3 separate regions of the Homo sapiens genome follow, and regions 2 and 3 are each linked to region 1. Evidence: chromatin contacts called from ENCODE Hi-C or POLR2A ChIA-PET data. All regions are on one chromosome and are shown on one strand. The core of a region is the stretch at or near the end of the contact, and the rest is flanking DNA. Distances in the headings are between cores, read along the strand shown. Region 1 holds the start of R3HCC1L (R3H domain and coiled-coil containing 1 like). Region 2 holds the start of HIF1AN (hypoxia inducible factor 1 subunit alpha inhibitor). Region 3 holds the start of ZNF518A (zinc finger protein 518A).

Evidence for each region. Hi-C counts contacts between places; a loop is a spot of excess contacts on that map. ChIA-PET counts read pairs that join two places held with the same protein, here RNA polymerase II (POLR2A). Pooled maps may share reads with other maps.
Region 2: a loop to region 1 is called in a map of CD8-positive, alpha-beta T cell, with 11 times the contacts of the local background. The contact joins the promoter of HIF1AN here to the promoter of R3HCC1L in region 1. A Hi-C loop is called at or near these places in 2 of 168 maps with a recorded cell type or tissue (CD8-positive, alpha-beta T cell and naive thymus-derived CD4-positive, alpha-beta T cell) and 10 of 50 pooled maps.
Region 3: a map of naive thymus-derived CD4-positive, alpha-beta T cell shows a loop between it and region 1 (7-fold over the local background). The contact joins the promoter of ZNF518A here to the promoter of R3HCC1L in region 1. A Hi-C loop is called at or near these places in 1 of 168 maps with a recorded cell type or tissue (naive thymus-derived CD4-positive, alpha-beta T cell) and 8 of 50 pooled maps. POLR2A ChIA-PET finds 5 or more read pairs at or near these places in 1 of 52 experiments (CD4-positive, alpha-beta T cell).

Annotation. Positions count from the first base shown.
Region 1 is chr10:98,131,952-98,136,953 of GRCh38, reverse strand. R3HCC1L (R3H domain and coiled-coil containing 1 like) reads right to left here and starts at 2,297. Exons shown (of 10, transcript NM_001351015.2): 1 at 2,248-2,297. RefSeq lists enhancers at 1,599-1,738, 1,081-1,870.
Region 2 is chr10:100,533,790-100,538,791 of GRCh38, reverse strand. It overlaps HIF1AN (hypoxia inducible factor 1 subunit alpha inhibitor), which reads right to left and starts at 2,849. Exons shown (of 8, transcript NM_017902.3): 1 at 2,657-2,849; 2 at 2,131-2,381. The coding sequence starts at 2,833. RefSeq lists enhancers at 2,870-2,929, 3,000-3,089.
Region 3 is chr10:96,127,929-96,132,930 of GRCh38, reverse strand. ZNF518A (zinc finger protein 518A) reads right to left here and starts at 2,634. Exons shown (of 6, transcript NM_001330736.2): 1 at 2,179-2,634; 2 at 261-345. LOC124902486 (a long non-coding RNA gene) reads left to right here. Exons shown (of 2, transcript XR_007062254.1): 2 at 1-3,876. RefSeq lists enhancers at 1,870-2,773, 2,582-3,221, 2,774-3,678.

The DNA of each region.
Region 1 (5,002 bases), core at 1,048-3,547:
CAGACGTGCGCCACCGCGCCCAGCCCCAAAAACTTTTGACACCACCAGTGGAAAATTCCACACCCGACCTTATGTGACAGGTCTTAGTAAAAATTCAATCCAAACTTAGTGTTATGCCCAACAGAGTCTCAATCTATCGGCCAGGCTAGAGTGCAGTGGCCCAATCTCTGCTCACTGCAACTTCCACCTCCAGGACTCAAGCGATTCTCGCGCCTCAGCCTCCCGAGTAGCTGGGACTACAGGCGTGCACCACTACACCTGGTTAATTTTTTGTACTTTTAATAGAGATGGGGTTTCATTATGTTGCCCAGGCTGGTCTTGAACTCCTGAGCTCAGGCAATCTGCCTGCCTCAGCCTCCCAAAGCGCTAGGATTACAGGCGTGAGGCACCGCGTCTGGACACAAATTATTAAATTATTAAAAATACTATATAAAATTACCTTTAGGCTATGTATATAAGGTATATATGAAACCTAAATCAATTTCATGTTTAGATTGGGGTCCCATCCCAAAGATATCTAACTATGTATATGCAAATATACCAAAATCTGAAATTTGAAACACTCTGGTACCAAGCATTTCAGATAAGGATACTCCAACCTGTAGTAAGACACAGCACCAGGACTTGAACTCAAATTTGCTCGAATTTGTACACTAAGCTAATGCAACTTACTGTCATCCTCTCTTGTTTTTTGGACCATTTTCAAGTATTCTTCAATCAATAAATTCAGAATAAACACAGACTAAAAATACCTAACTACACTTTCTTACCCCTTTAAAAATTAATCGCAGAGGTCGGGCACAGTGGGCACAGTGTCAAACGCCTGTAATACCAACACTTTGGGAGGTCGAGGCGGGAGGATCATTTGAGCCCAGGAGTTAGACCAATCTGGGCGACATAGTGAAATCCTGATTCTACCCAAAAAAAAAAAAAAAACTGATTGCAGAATTAGCATTCTCTGTAAGGGGAAAAATAAGACAATAAGCAACTTGCTTAGTCTCAAAGCTTAATGTCAAAAAAAATTAAACAGATGGGATATTTGGCTATTTATATTCTGAATTTCAACTGTGACACAAGACACAAGACCTGCTGGGGACAGGTATTAGTTGTAGTACAACCATATCTGAGGAACGTTTACTGCTTTATGCTTGTACCTGTGTGATACTGAAGGAAGGTTATAACAGCAAGAGATAGTTGTGTGTGCTGAGGAAGAAGAGTCTAAATTCTGGTGGGCCTTAAAATCCAGATGAAGTTTTAAATTGACTCCACAGGTGGTAACGCCCTAAGGTCACCTCTTCACTAGGAACCTGGCATAAAAACATCTGTATGGTTCAGATTCGTTTCCAAAGACACTTTCCCCCTATTTATTAACTAATTTGATCTTCGTATAGACATGAACCTGGTTTTAAAACTCAACTGACCTAGACTGGAGACTGGGGGATGGCAAGGTTATACCCGAAACATACTTTAGAGTTCAAAGCTTTCGCAGGAATATCACTTCTGCTGAAGCCCACAACCCTGGAAGGCCGCAGGGCAAAGAACATTAACCCCACTTTTCAGACAACGAAACCGAGGCTGCGCTAAACAGACTACTGTACAAAAGATCACAGGTCCAGCCAAGTGGCGGACTGAGACTTCCCCCAGGATATCAGACTCCAAATCCTGTGCTCCTTCCCGTACACAACTGAGAGGGGGCTGCACTCACAAACTTTAAAGATCGGACTTGGGGTTTTTCGCAGGCCTGCCAAGAAAAAGCAGGAAGTACATGCTCCTTTATAGATTGCTCACTCCCAGCCCGTAGCCCGGGGCTCCCGGGCAGCGGAGGAGGCTCAAAGGCGAGGCTCGAAGCGAAGCCCGGAAACCGCCGGCAGCCCTGGGGGCCCACGGCCCCGCAGCCCCGAGGGGGTAACCAGGGACCCCGCTCAATACCTGTTGAAACCCAGAAAAAGCACGTCCTTTCCGCCAGGATCATTTGGGGCGAGCGCCCAAAGCGAGCACGAGCCCCAGTGAGTGCAAAAGAGCCCCGGGAGGGTCCCTCTCAACCGCGGGCCCGCAGGGGTCAGAAGGCGGGAGCTTCCCAGTAACCTCCGCCCCAGGCAGGGGGCGGCCCCTCGCGTCACATGAGGAAAAAAAATACCAGCAACAAACGACGGAATGGAAGTCTTGTCCCGGGCTGTGAAGGGAGAAGTGGGGATTAAAAATCCTAGCTTGAGGTACAGAGGGAGGGGATACGGGGCTGGTTGTTACCGGCGCGCTGTTGCTCTCCGCTTCCGCCGTCTCCGCGAAGCTCTATCTCTTCCGCTCGCGCCGCTGGGGCGCGCGTCAGGCCTCGGCTCCGCCCCCAACGCCGTGGGGCCTTCTGGGGGTTGTAGTTTCCGCGAGGCCCGGCCGCGCCCACTGAGTTCAGGTCACGTAGGGGAGAAGCTGGCAAAATGGCGAGTGCCGGAGAGCATTTCTGCTCCTGTCCCTTCAACCCTTCCTCATTCCTCTCGGCTATATACGTGCGCAAATCTCCTTACATTCCACTCAATTATACCATCTCACTTCCTCCGTTCACAGCCAAGTTTTTTGAAAAAGATAATCTACACTGTCTCTACTTGCTCATCTGTGTTCACTCCTCATCGCAGCTTCCGCCCCCATGGAAAATGCCTTGTTGTCATAAGTGTCCTTGTTGCCAAACTCATTGGAGGTATTTCCGGACTCATCTAACTCAAGCTTTAGTCATTTGACGCTATTGGGCATTATCACTTATTTTCTATGACACTATCCAGGTTTTCCTTCTCTGAATTCATTCTACTTTGTTTCCTCTAACTTACCTCTAAAATATTGGTGTTTTCCAGAGTTCTTAAAATTGGGGTGGGAGAGGGGACACTCCAGTCCCTTCTCACCTGAGCTCATTGTTTGTATTCCCAACTTCCTAGACAAGACCTCTCCTCATCCATGCCCACAGGCATCTCCAGTGTCCTTGAAAAGTGAACTACTGGGGCCAGGAACAGTGGCTCATGCCTGTAATCCCAGCACTTTGGGAGGCCAAGGCAGGTGGATCACCTGCGGTCAGGAGTTCGAGACCAGCCTGACCAACATGGTGAAACCCTGTCTCTACTAAAAGTACAGAAATTAGCTGTGCGTGGTGGTGGGCACCTGTAATCCCAGCTACCCAGGAGGCCGAGGCAGGAGAATTGCTTGAAGGAGAATCGCTTGAACCCGGGAGGCGGAGGTTGCAGTAAGCCAAAATTGCACCACTGCACTCCAGCCTGGGCAACACAGGGAGACTCCGTCCCCCAAAAAAAGAAAAGTAAACTACTACCCCTCCTCCCTACTCATTAATATTCACTCTTTAACCTGATTCCTCCTTTCTCACTTCCTCTTCCTCCAATATTCAAATGGTCACCAAATCTTGGAGATTCTATTGTAGCAGGACGAGCCGCAGACAAAACCTCTCAGACACCAAGTTGTAGAACGAAGGGCTTTATTCAGCTGGGAGCATCGGCAAGCTACTGTCCTAAAATCCAAGCTCCCCGAGTGCACAATTTCTGTCCCTTTTAAGGGCTCACCACACTAAAGATTTCACATGAAAGGGTCGTGATTGATTGAGCAATCTGGGGTGTATGTGACAGGGGCTTCATGCAGTGGTAGTCAGAGTGAAACAGAACAGAGTACAATGTTCTTCCATACAATGCCTGGAATCTATGCTAAGTCATGAGTTGATTTTTAACTACTAGGTTTAGGCCAGGCAGGCCCAGGCCTGGTTTCAGGTCTGGTTTTGGGTCTGGTGCCTGGTGCTGGGCTGCCTGCCTTTGGTTTCACTTCCTTGTTTTTTTTCTTAAAACAGGTACTGAGTATAAAACAATATAAAACAATATGAGAGGGTCTCTTTCTTCTCTCACTATCTCCCAAGTACTCCTTGAATCTGTTCCTTCTTCAGGACTCCTAACTCATGACTCAGCTGCTCCTGTGGCCCCACCCAGAGGTGGACTCAGAGCATGAGGACTGTTTTCCACACCCCTATGATTTCATTCCCAACCCATCAGCAGCACCCATTCCCTAGCCCCCTGCCCACCAAAATGTCCATAAAAACCCTAACCTCTGAACCTTCAGGGAGTTTGATTTAAGATAACTCTGTCATCAATTAAATTCTTTACTGCTCTGCCATGGTCTCAGTGAATTGGTTTTGTCTGTGCAGTGGGCAGGAAAAACTCACCAGGCAATCAGAATCCAGTATTGTGGTTGGGAGGTTCAGTGAAAGAAGATTTATAGGAAATCTTACTGTAGGGTAGGTGGACATGGGCATTTTTTAAAAAATTCCCGAGGAGGCCCACTGTGGTGGCTCATGCCTGTAATCCCAGCAACTGGGGAGGCTGAGGTGGGAGGATTACTTGAGCCCAGGAGGTCAAGACCAGCCTAGACAACATAAGGAGATCTCATCTCTGCAAAAAAAAATTTTTTTAATTAGCCAGCCATGGTGGCACAAGCCTGTAGTCCTAGCCACTTGGAAGGCTGAGGTGGGGAGATTGCTTGAGCCCAAGAATAAAGTTATGGTGGGCCATGATTGTGCCACTGCCCTCCAGCCTGAGCAATCCTGTCTCAAAAAAATTAAAAATAAAATAAAGTTCCCTGGTTATTCAGTCATTCAACAAAATACATTTTGTTGCTTGCTATGTACCAGTGCTGGGTACTGAGAAAACAACAGTGAACCGAATATTACCTGCCCTTGTGGAGTTTACATTCTCTTGGAAGAGACAGATATTAAATGATTTCATACCAAAAATCAAAACCAACAAAAAACCCATAGTTACCAGCTGTAATAAGAATTATGGAGGAAAAGTATTATAATTGGTCCCTTTCCCCTTCTCTCCCACCTGCCCCAGCCCAGATTGGGAATCAGTTTATGTTCCTTACCCTATCAAACAAAGCCTGTCAGGAGCTAATCTCCTTCTTCTCCCTCCCATAGACACCTTAGATTTACCAAACTGCTGTAGCGCTTGCTCTTTAACCTTTGTAT
Region 2 (5,002 bases), core at 1,600-4,099, 2.4 Mb before region 1:
TGGAGTGCAGTGGCGCAATCTTGGCTCACTGCAACCTCTGCCTCCTGAGTTCAAGCAATTCTCCTGCCTCAGTCTCCCAAGTAGCTGAGACTACAGGCACGTGCCACCATGCCCAGCTAATTTTTGTATTTTTAGTAGAGACGGGGTTTCACCACGTTAGCCACGCTGGTCTCGAACTCCTGACCTCAGGTGATCTGCCTCCCGAAGTGCTGAGATTACAGGTGTGAGCTACCATGCCCAGCCTTAATAGGAAATCTTGATGAGTTGGAAACACTACCTTTGTAGGAACATGAAATCCTCAAGACTCAATGCAACGCTCCCCAAAGATAATAATTATATATTCACCCAAAAAATATGCAAGTAACTTTGAAAGAGTCAGTGATACTGCCCATATATGAATCTAAACAATATTATGATTACACCAGAATGGTTAATGCTCAAAATAGCTCAGAGGATCCTAATACATTTCACCCCATAGTCGCCACAACCTGTCCAATCAGGTTGAAGTGAAGCTGACTGGTGAAGCTGCTCGGTGCTAAAGTCAGCTGATAGGGTAAAACTTCCAAACAATTAAAGATTTTCCTTGAAAACTCTTTAATCACCCATAAAGTACAGATTACACTCATTCTTATGCAAAATGCTCTCACTATGGGACACAAGAAACTTCAAGCGACTGAAGAACCACAAGATTCACATATCTTATGCTTATTCTTGGGTATATGTTCATTCAATGGAATTACACACTCCAACAGCATCATTTAAATCAATCTTTCTCTCAATGTTGGGTGTGTGTATATGGAAGTGTGCACACACACACTGTGTTAAATTTTAGAAAATTAATGCATGAGATAACTGAACCAATATATTAAGACATCATGGACAGATCGACCACAGTTCATATCTTGGAAACTCTTCTGGTCAAAAATCCCATCATTATGACAACTGCTAAGTGTTAAGAAGAAGAAAAAAAGATATTTCAAATCCATTCACTTAGCCACAGACTGCTGATAAGGAGTCAGGAACAGGAGTGAGTGAAGCAAGAGACTAGAGAGAAACCCAGGGTTGGACACCAAATGCGAGAGGGTAATTCACCGTGAAGTACTGAGCGAAAGCAATTCCCCAGAGGCAGTGTTATAGTGTGGGACTGAATACTGTCTCGGACCTACATAAGAGGCTGTCCTCATAAGCAGGAATAAAAGCAGAGAGGAAGAATCACTGTCTTGTGTGTCTTGTGTTGCTGTTGTGATAGGAAAAACAAATTTAATCTGATCTTCCCTAAGCTAGAGAATCCTAACCTTCTTTACTGCAGAATCACAACAAACTATACAACTTTTCAGGTTGAACTATCCTCAGTCATCACAATACTTAAGGACAATGGCTACAAACAGGCATTTTCAGAGCTAAATCCAGTGACAAACATTTTTGTTTGGCCCCCTGCAACTTTTTTTCTTTAAATCTGATTTAGTTGCTCCATTTAAAGTCAAAAGATTTTAAATAAAAATCCTGATTTTGAACTTCTCTTGAAAATCGGAATATCTCCCAACCCTAGAACTGCACTCCAAAACTGAAGCAAGCAGAGTCAAGTAATGACCTCTCACCATGGTTTTTTGTTTTAGTTTTTAATTTTGCAGAGACTAGCTCTCACCACGTTTCCCAGGCTGGTCTTGAACTCCTGGACTCAAGCAATCCTCCCACCTCGGCCTCCCAAAGTGCTGGGATTACAGGCATGAGCCACCCCCGCCGGCCTTGGCTTCTCACTTTGAACAAGGCTTATGCCTTCAGCCTCATCACTGATTTCACACAGACGATATTACTCCTTCCATTCACCTGCCTGACCCTTCTAGGCAACTAACTCTTTATGAGGAAGAAGATGGGAACCCAGAGATTCATAGCTCAAGTTTAATCATTCCCTCATCCCTCAAGCTACAGAACTAGCTGGCTGTAGCACCAAGAACCACTAAGAACTCAAACCCCTTAAAGGCTGGAAGACCAGACTACTCCTTCAACTGGAATCCAGAGATGGGAGAGGCCAATCTCTAATTGACCCAATTCTGCCACACCTTCAAACAAGTATAGGAAAGAAAAATGAGTGTCCTAAATCCAACAGAAAATTAAGCTTTCGGAATTTACCTCTCTTCCCCTCCTCGCTGCTGTATATCCTGCAGTTTCTCAACGAACTCATGAAATTTCATTTCTTCCCTGTTGGACCTCGGCTTAAAGTTCTGGAAATTGGCCATCTTCTTCTCATCATAGTACAAGAACTTGTGGGTGCTGGCACTGTACACAGAGAAGTCTCCATTGCCAATATTCTCTTGCAGGTATTCAAGGTCCCATTTCAGGGCAGGATACACAAGATTTGTGTCGGTCAGCACCACAGGCTCCTAAATGAAAACAACAGGTGAAAAACACCAAATGAAGTAATGCCAAGGAGCCGGTGGGTTGGCCTCCATGATCCCAACTACTTCTCAACTTCAGAATAATTTCTCCTGTTAATCAGCACGAACCCCTAAGTTCCGTATCTCCTCGCCTTTCTCTCCATCTTCCCATAGGCCCTAGTCTAGAGCCCTGCCAGTCTCCCATCTCTTTCACCATTCACCTCTGACCTCTCAACCGGGTACCTTCCTCCTCTCCCTTTAGACGCGGCCCCGCCCCCCACCTCATTCTCAATAAGCTCCTCTGCCCGGGGGTCGCTCTGACTCAGACGCGGAATGGGCCTAGTCGGGAAGCTATAACTGCGCAACTGGGATTCATCCCAGGCGGGGCCGAGGGCTCCAGCCTCCTCCCGGGGCTCTCCAGAGCCAGAGGCCACAGCCTCCGCCGCTGTCGCCGCCATCTCCGCCGCCAGGGACGGCCCCCACCGGAACCGGAAGCTCCGCCTATTCCGGACCCCAAAAAAAAAAAAACAAAAAAACCACACACCCAACGGAAACCATAGAGATGAGCTGCGAGAGAGAGCGGTCCAGAGACATAAAGAACGCGGAGCCGAGGCCTGAGGGTGCGCCTCCTAATGGTAGTATGCAGCTCTACATCCTAGGCTCCACTGCTGAAGAAATGGGGCTAGACACTAGTCCCACGGAATAGGGACGACCTGGTAGAGCAAAACACAAAAAAAGTTGCCCCATGTGCCCGAGTCTACACAAGAGTCAAAGAAGGAAGCAAGTTCAGTTAGGCATTAAACTTTACACTCATGAATGGGGAGAAAAGCAAACTCTTGACCCACCTAAAGAAGTCAGAAGGAAAAGCAGTGATCACATTGGTAGATGTAGAGCAAAGGCTGACTGAAGGCTTAGGCAAAAGATATACAGCAAGTTGAATTCTTTCAAAATCAAAGACAGTTTTCTTTTGTTTAGCATCATTTGATTTTTCTGCCTATATCACCATGTCTCCTACTTGAATATATGTTTGCCGTGAATCGAATGTTATTAGAGGCCAACCATGGACATCTCACATTTTCAAACAATCTATACTGATTATAAAAGGCCATATTAATACCTCTATTGCTTACTTGGACAGTTCTTATGGCTGGCTGTGAGAGGCCCAATTCTAAGATGTATCCCAAGATTTGTACCCTACGGTGTACACATCCTGTATACATTTCTCCCCTTAAAAGAAAACACGACTGTGAATATGATAGAGCATCACTCCTGTAATTAGGTTAGCTTATATGACAAGGATGTAATTAAAGTCCCTAATCAATTAACTTTAAGGCAGTCAAAAAGAGGTGATTTATCCTGGTGGGCTTCATCTTATCACTCTAGCCCTTTAAATCAGGGCTAGAGGTCAGAGACAGAATCTAAGAGATTTGAAGCCACAGCACAGCTGTCCTGTTCACCTTGAAGGAGCAAACTGCCATATGGCAGGAAATGGCAGGTGGACTCTAGGAGCTGAGAAAGGCTCCTGGGTGACAGCCAACAAGAAAGTGGGCACCTTAATCCTACAAATGCAAGTAACTGAATTCTGGCAACAACCACTGAACTTGGGAAAGGACACACACGGAGCCTCAGATGAGATCGCTAACCCAGCCAACACCTTGATTTCAGCCTGATAAGACCCTGAGCTGAGGACTCAGCCAACCAGTACCTGGACTCATGGAATATGTGAGAAAATAAATTGGTGTTTTGGGCTGCTAAATTTACAGTAATTTGTTATGCAGTAATAGAAATGAATGCACTGGCTTAACTATGTAATTATGCTACATAGTAACCATGCTACACCAAACCGATAATAGGGCTACCTCTGTGGAAGTGTTTGAGGCTGCAGGGGGCAATCAAGGCTTTCATTTTATCTGCAGTGTTTGAATTTTTTTTTTTTTTTTGAGCTAGGGTCTCACTCTGTCACCCAGGCTGGAGTGCAGTGATGCAATCTTGGTTCACTGCAACCTCCACCTCCCCAGCTCAAGCAATCCTCCTACCATAGCCTCCCAAGTAGCTGGGACTAAAGGCACACACCACCATGCCGGACTAATTTTTTTTCCTTCTGTAGAGAAAGGGTTTTGCCATGTTGCTCAGGCTGAATGTTTGAATTTTTACAAGAATGTATTAATTCATAACCTTGGGAATTAAAAATAAATTAGGCCAGGCATGGTGGCACATGCCTGTAATCCCAGGACTTTTCAAGGCTGAGGCAGGAGGATTACTTGAGCCTGGGTGTTCCAGATCAGCCTGGGCAACATAGCAAGACCTCATCTCTACAAAAAATTTTAAAAATTAGCTCGGTGCGTTGATGCATGCCTGTAGTCCCAGCTACTAGGGAGGCTGAGGTAGGAGGATTGTTTGAGCCTGGGAGGTGCAGGCTGCAATGAGCCATGATCATGCCACTGCACTCCAGCCTGGATGACAGAGCAAGATCCTGTCTTACTAAAAATAAATAAATTAATTAAGATCAAGAAGATTAAAAGAACTAAAATCAGTAATGAAACAGGGATATTACTGCTGACTTTACCCCCCAAAAAAAGCATATAAGGACATACTGTAAACAATTGTATGTCAAAAAATTACAGAAC
Region 3 (5,002 bases), core at 1,385-3,884, 2.0 Mb after region 1:
CTTTTTTTCTTTTTCTTTTTTAGGATTTTAGAGTATTTGCATTATACCAGTTGAGCATCTCAAATCCAAAAATTCAAAATCCAAAATGTTCCAAAGAGCATTTCCTTTGACCATCATGTCAGCACTCAAAAAATTTTGCATTCTGGATTTTTGGATTTGGGATACTTAACCTATATTTTACTTTATTTAGTCCAATATTAAAACATACCAACTTACTACTTAATAGACTATATACTCCAGTATTTCAATCTTTACCATACCTCTTTCTTCAGGAACAAAAGGCACACAATTTAACACTTGCACAATGTCACAATCAGGAACAGTGATCAAAAGAAGAGATGATATCTGGAAATGAAGACCAAGATTTTAAAACTTTTGACGACAAAAACTGTTCAATTACACTTCACATTCAACTTAGGTGTATAAAGAAATGTAAAAAAAAAAAAAAAAAACTAAGAAAAAACTTCTATACACTTAAGCATACATCATTGATGACCAGTGATAACATGTCACAAATTTGCAAAAGTCACAACCTAAAGCTTAGAATCAATCTAACTCAGTATCTTCATTTATTACAAGAAAAAGAAAATGAGCCTTGCCCAAAGTCACAAAACTAGAAATAATATCTGGATCCGGTTCCAATTCAGTTATCCTACCACCACAATACTAACCCTTAATACTCATTTCTGGTATCTAATATGCCATGAAAACTGCTCACCATGAGAAGCCAATACCCCATATAGAACTGAAATACTCACAGCCTACACACCTGGGACCAGATAATAAATAAAAATTTCAAGACGGTGTTAAAACCTTTTTGTTCTGCTAATAGCACTTTGCCACAAAACCTTCAGTAGCATACCTGAAGGAATGTGGGCAAGATTCAAGTCTCCTATCATTTAAAGAAAAAAAAAAAAAGTAGTATTAAGTGCTCTAAAGTATGCAATGTCACAATGCCTCAATGAGAACAATTCTAAACAACTATAAACAGAAAAGTAAACAACAAAAATACACTTAAAGGGCATTTAAAGCATATCCTGAAGTCAAATTATAGATCTAGGCTAAAGTATAGTCCCTCTGTAATATTTCAAAATATAGAAACTTCTGGGATTACAGCATACTATTACCAGAGAGACTAGAACAGAATCCGAAGTGTGACCATGGCAAAAAATTGAAGCATTTAAAAGTTCATACATTATCAATGCACACAGTGGGTGTTCATTGTGGTTACTGTCTTTTGTCCTTCCATAAAACCAGATATAAAACGTTTTATTTGGTAATTATACTTATTTTCACGCAACAAACAGGAAACATTTGGTTGTGTAACATACCTACATTTTATTCTCCCCTTTTGTTGGCAATTTTCTGTATCTAGGGATGATCTAATTTACAGTTTCTATGGCAAAAATCAACATCGTTTACTATGCTTACCTTCCCCAGGAAATCCCAACACCCTCAAAGTGTTAACAGAACGCAATGTCTCTTTATAAATTTCAGAAAAGACAATTTTGCTGAAAGATAGTGAATGCATTTCTATAAATTTGCAGTTAAACTCAAAAAATGTTAGGAAATTTCACTGAATCAATTTAAATGTTTTAAATTAAACCTGAGGATATCAACCTTAGAGTACACTCAAATCAGACCCCTTGCTGCAGAAAAAGCAATTCAACAATTACCAGTAACTAGATCTAACATGCACACTTTCAAGTTAATAGAATTCCTATCCTGACAGTTTGGTGTCTTCATGTTTTATCACTGCGACAACTGTACAAATTCCAACATTCTTATGAATTCCTTGAACATTGACTTATTTTATTTTTCTAGGGTTTTTTAGACGTTTGACAACATACTCAACAATGTTTGCACTAAAACAGCTCACATACACTACTTGCTCTCAAATTTAAACCTAAAAAGAAAACTGAGTCTTAACTGTTGTATTCTGAACTTTAAAGCTACATCTGTTTGATCGGTCCACTTAAGAGTTAAAACATTTTTCCTTATATACATTTCGCTCTATGTACTTTTCAATTACCACAGCCACCTAGGAAGAGACTGTCTACTTGACAAAGAGGACACCATGTAACGAATAGAGTCAAAATGAACCCTACATGTGAGAAAGCCAGTTACAAAGAAATCCAACTGCCACTGGGTGTGGTTAGGGTCTGCGGGGAAGAGCACCTTTGGCCAACTCTGGAGAAGAGCGAGCGCGTCAGGGAGCAGGGCATCTCTGCAAGAAATGGCCCCCAATGACCATACGCTGGGCCAGCAATAGGGACGCCGTCGAGTCGGGCCTGCGAACCTATAGCTCGAGGGGTGCGGTCTGCGGGGCGCCCTTGCTGTCTCCACCAACCACGAAACCCGCCGAGTGAGTGCTTCGAGCGCCGCGCGCCCAGCTTCGCCCCAAACACCGCGCCCGATCCGCCCCTTCCTCCGGGGTTCGGCTGCCCCGCGGGGAGCGCGGAGGCACACCGTCTCCTACTCCCACCCAGCTCCTAGAATGTAGGAGAGTGTAGAGTTCAAAAAGCCCGGAAGTAAAACAACCCCAGGTTAAGAAAGTAAGGGTAAGCTCTAGCAGTCGGCAAAAGCGCTCGGCAAAAAAACCCCGACTTCTCCAGAAAAACTTTGCGGCAAGTTAAGCGGAAGCGCTGAATGGCCGGGACTATTTAACTCGCGCTTCCTCTCACAAGAGGCGGATCCCTGGACCTGTTTGGGGGACCCTGACGGTCCACAAACTCGCCGTTTGCCTGCTGGGTGGCCCTCTAGAAGTTCTGACATCCTAAAAGGTCTGGGCAGTCCCGCTGACGGGGAATACCTGTCGTAGTACCCATTGCCTGCGAGTCCCTGATGGCGGCCATTACACTTCCATCCGGGTATTGCCGAAAAGCTGATCGCAGCGCTACCGGGAGCGCACGCTGCGGCGGAGGGATCTGCGCTTTACCTGAGACAAGCGGAAGAGAACGGAGGCCGGCAGGGTCCGCGCTCGGTCTGACGAGACTAGGCCATGGAGCTGGGTTCGCCGCTGACCTCTCCATCTAGCGCGCGGCCCCGGCGCCCACCAGTCCAGTGACCCACTACTACCTCTTTGCTCACCAGCAGCTGCTGATCTTACTGCCGGTGAAATGGCAGACAAACGTCTACTCTGTGCTCTTCAGAGTAGACACCAGGAGCAGGAACTGTATGCACTTCCCAAGCCCTTGCTGACTGGGAATGGTCTCCACCCTGAGATTTTAACCAGTTCCGGTTTAGCAAATGGCGCCTCCCCACCTCTGGCTTCTGGCACGCAGGTTTTAGCAACCATTGTAGCCCACGTCAACGAAAGAAGCTGCCGCCAGTAGTTCTAGAAGACATACTGAACTCCAAACCTGTATATATTGAATAATTGATCAAAAACTATCTTCACAATGAGGGAGGCTCACATCTCCCTCAAACGAATACTTCCTCTACCTGACAACAGGGCTGGACAGTTAATATGGTTGGCTTTACCCCAAAGGCCAGTGTGGCTCCTCTTCTGTTCTTTATAAATCCAACCTACTAATTGATACCTCACTTTCTACATAATTCTACATAAATTATCTTCCTTTTAAAATGTGGGGAGGGAATAAGTGGCGGCAAACGTTTAAGCAACAACAAAAAACCTTGGCGCAGAAGGATATACCAATAAATTGAAAGTGAAACTATGATCAGATTTTTCATTTTTTAATGTTCCGTGTTTTCTTAAGTAGCATGTATGACATTTATAATTTTTAAAAATTTTTTAAAATATGTGTATGATACATATTTTTCATTGTCTTAGGGCAGGCTTTTGAAAATGTCAGCCTGTAGCCAAATGCAAGATTTTCTCCATCCTTTAATAAAAAGCACACTGAGAAATCCTCACTTTGTCTTTAGGAAGCCTTCTTTATTATTGTGTTTACTGGGCTACACAATTCCACCTAGAAAAGGCGAATGAGCGGAAATTCACATTAGTCATATTTATGCTTGTGTAAAACACACAAGGAGAAATCTTCTGTAAATACCAAAGGGGATGCCATTATGGAATGAAGAACATGTTTACAAAGTGGATTTTATTCCGCATCGTACATCACCCATCTCTCTTCAGGTCCTCATTTCTGTGCAAGCCAGACATGCACACACATCACAGCAGAAAGAGAGAGAACGAGATTTTTCTTTTAATAACAAAAAACGATGTTAGTTTGGAAAAATGGACAGAGTTTTTTGTTCTGTGTTTTGATGTAGTTTTTGTTTTTTCGATTAAGATATTGCATCCCCCCCCACAGTATTCACATTATAACTTTATTTTTACTTCTACATATACATTCACCTACAAAACCTTGCAAACCTGCATTTATGTTATAGAAGAATTGGAGAAAGTTAAAATAAATTAAAATATTAGTCAGACTTACCTTATCTCTTCCCCTTTCTCTTCCACCATTCATATCACCTCTTCCACCATTCATATCACCTTTTTTTTCTTGCTAACCTCTATGTTCAAAACCTGAAAGGTTTCTCTTGATCTCCTTTCAGGTTTTGAACATATTGGTTAGCAAGAAAAAAAAAAGTGGAAGTGGGGTGGTGAGGGAGGAGAGGAGAGAGGAGAGTGAATCAAGAAGGAAGGGAAGATGATTAAAAGGGAGAAAAAGATACAAAGGGGAGAAGGCTAAATCATAGCTTAGGAAAGGATTCTGGAATACTTTTTTACTTGAGAAGGATAGTTATGGGGATAGGACATCTAGATTAATGCTTTAAATAGTTGATCCCTCTGAAGACCTTACTACTGCTTACTAGCTGACAGCATTTAACCTCTGAGCTTCTCAGAGCTGTGCAACATATAACTAACACGTTATATATTGTTTGATAGACTGAAGAGAGTACTCAACGCCATTGCACCAAGAGTGTAATGGAAATGATAAAAGTGATGATGGTGGTGATAGTAATGAAGTTTCCATCTTGATTGCAAACCTCTTTCTGCTTTTCAATATACAACTGATGCCAGGTGCAGTGG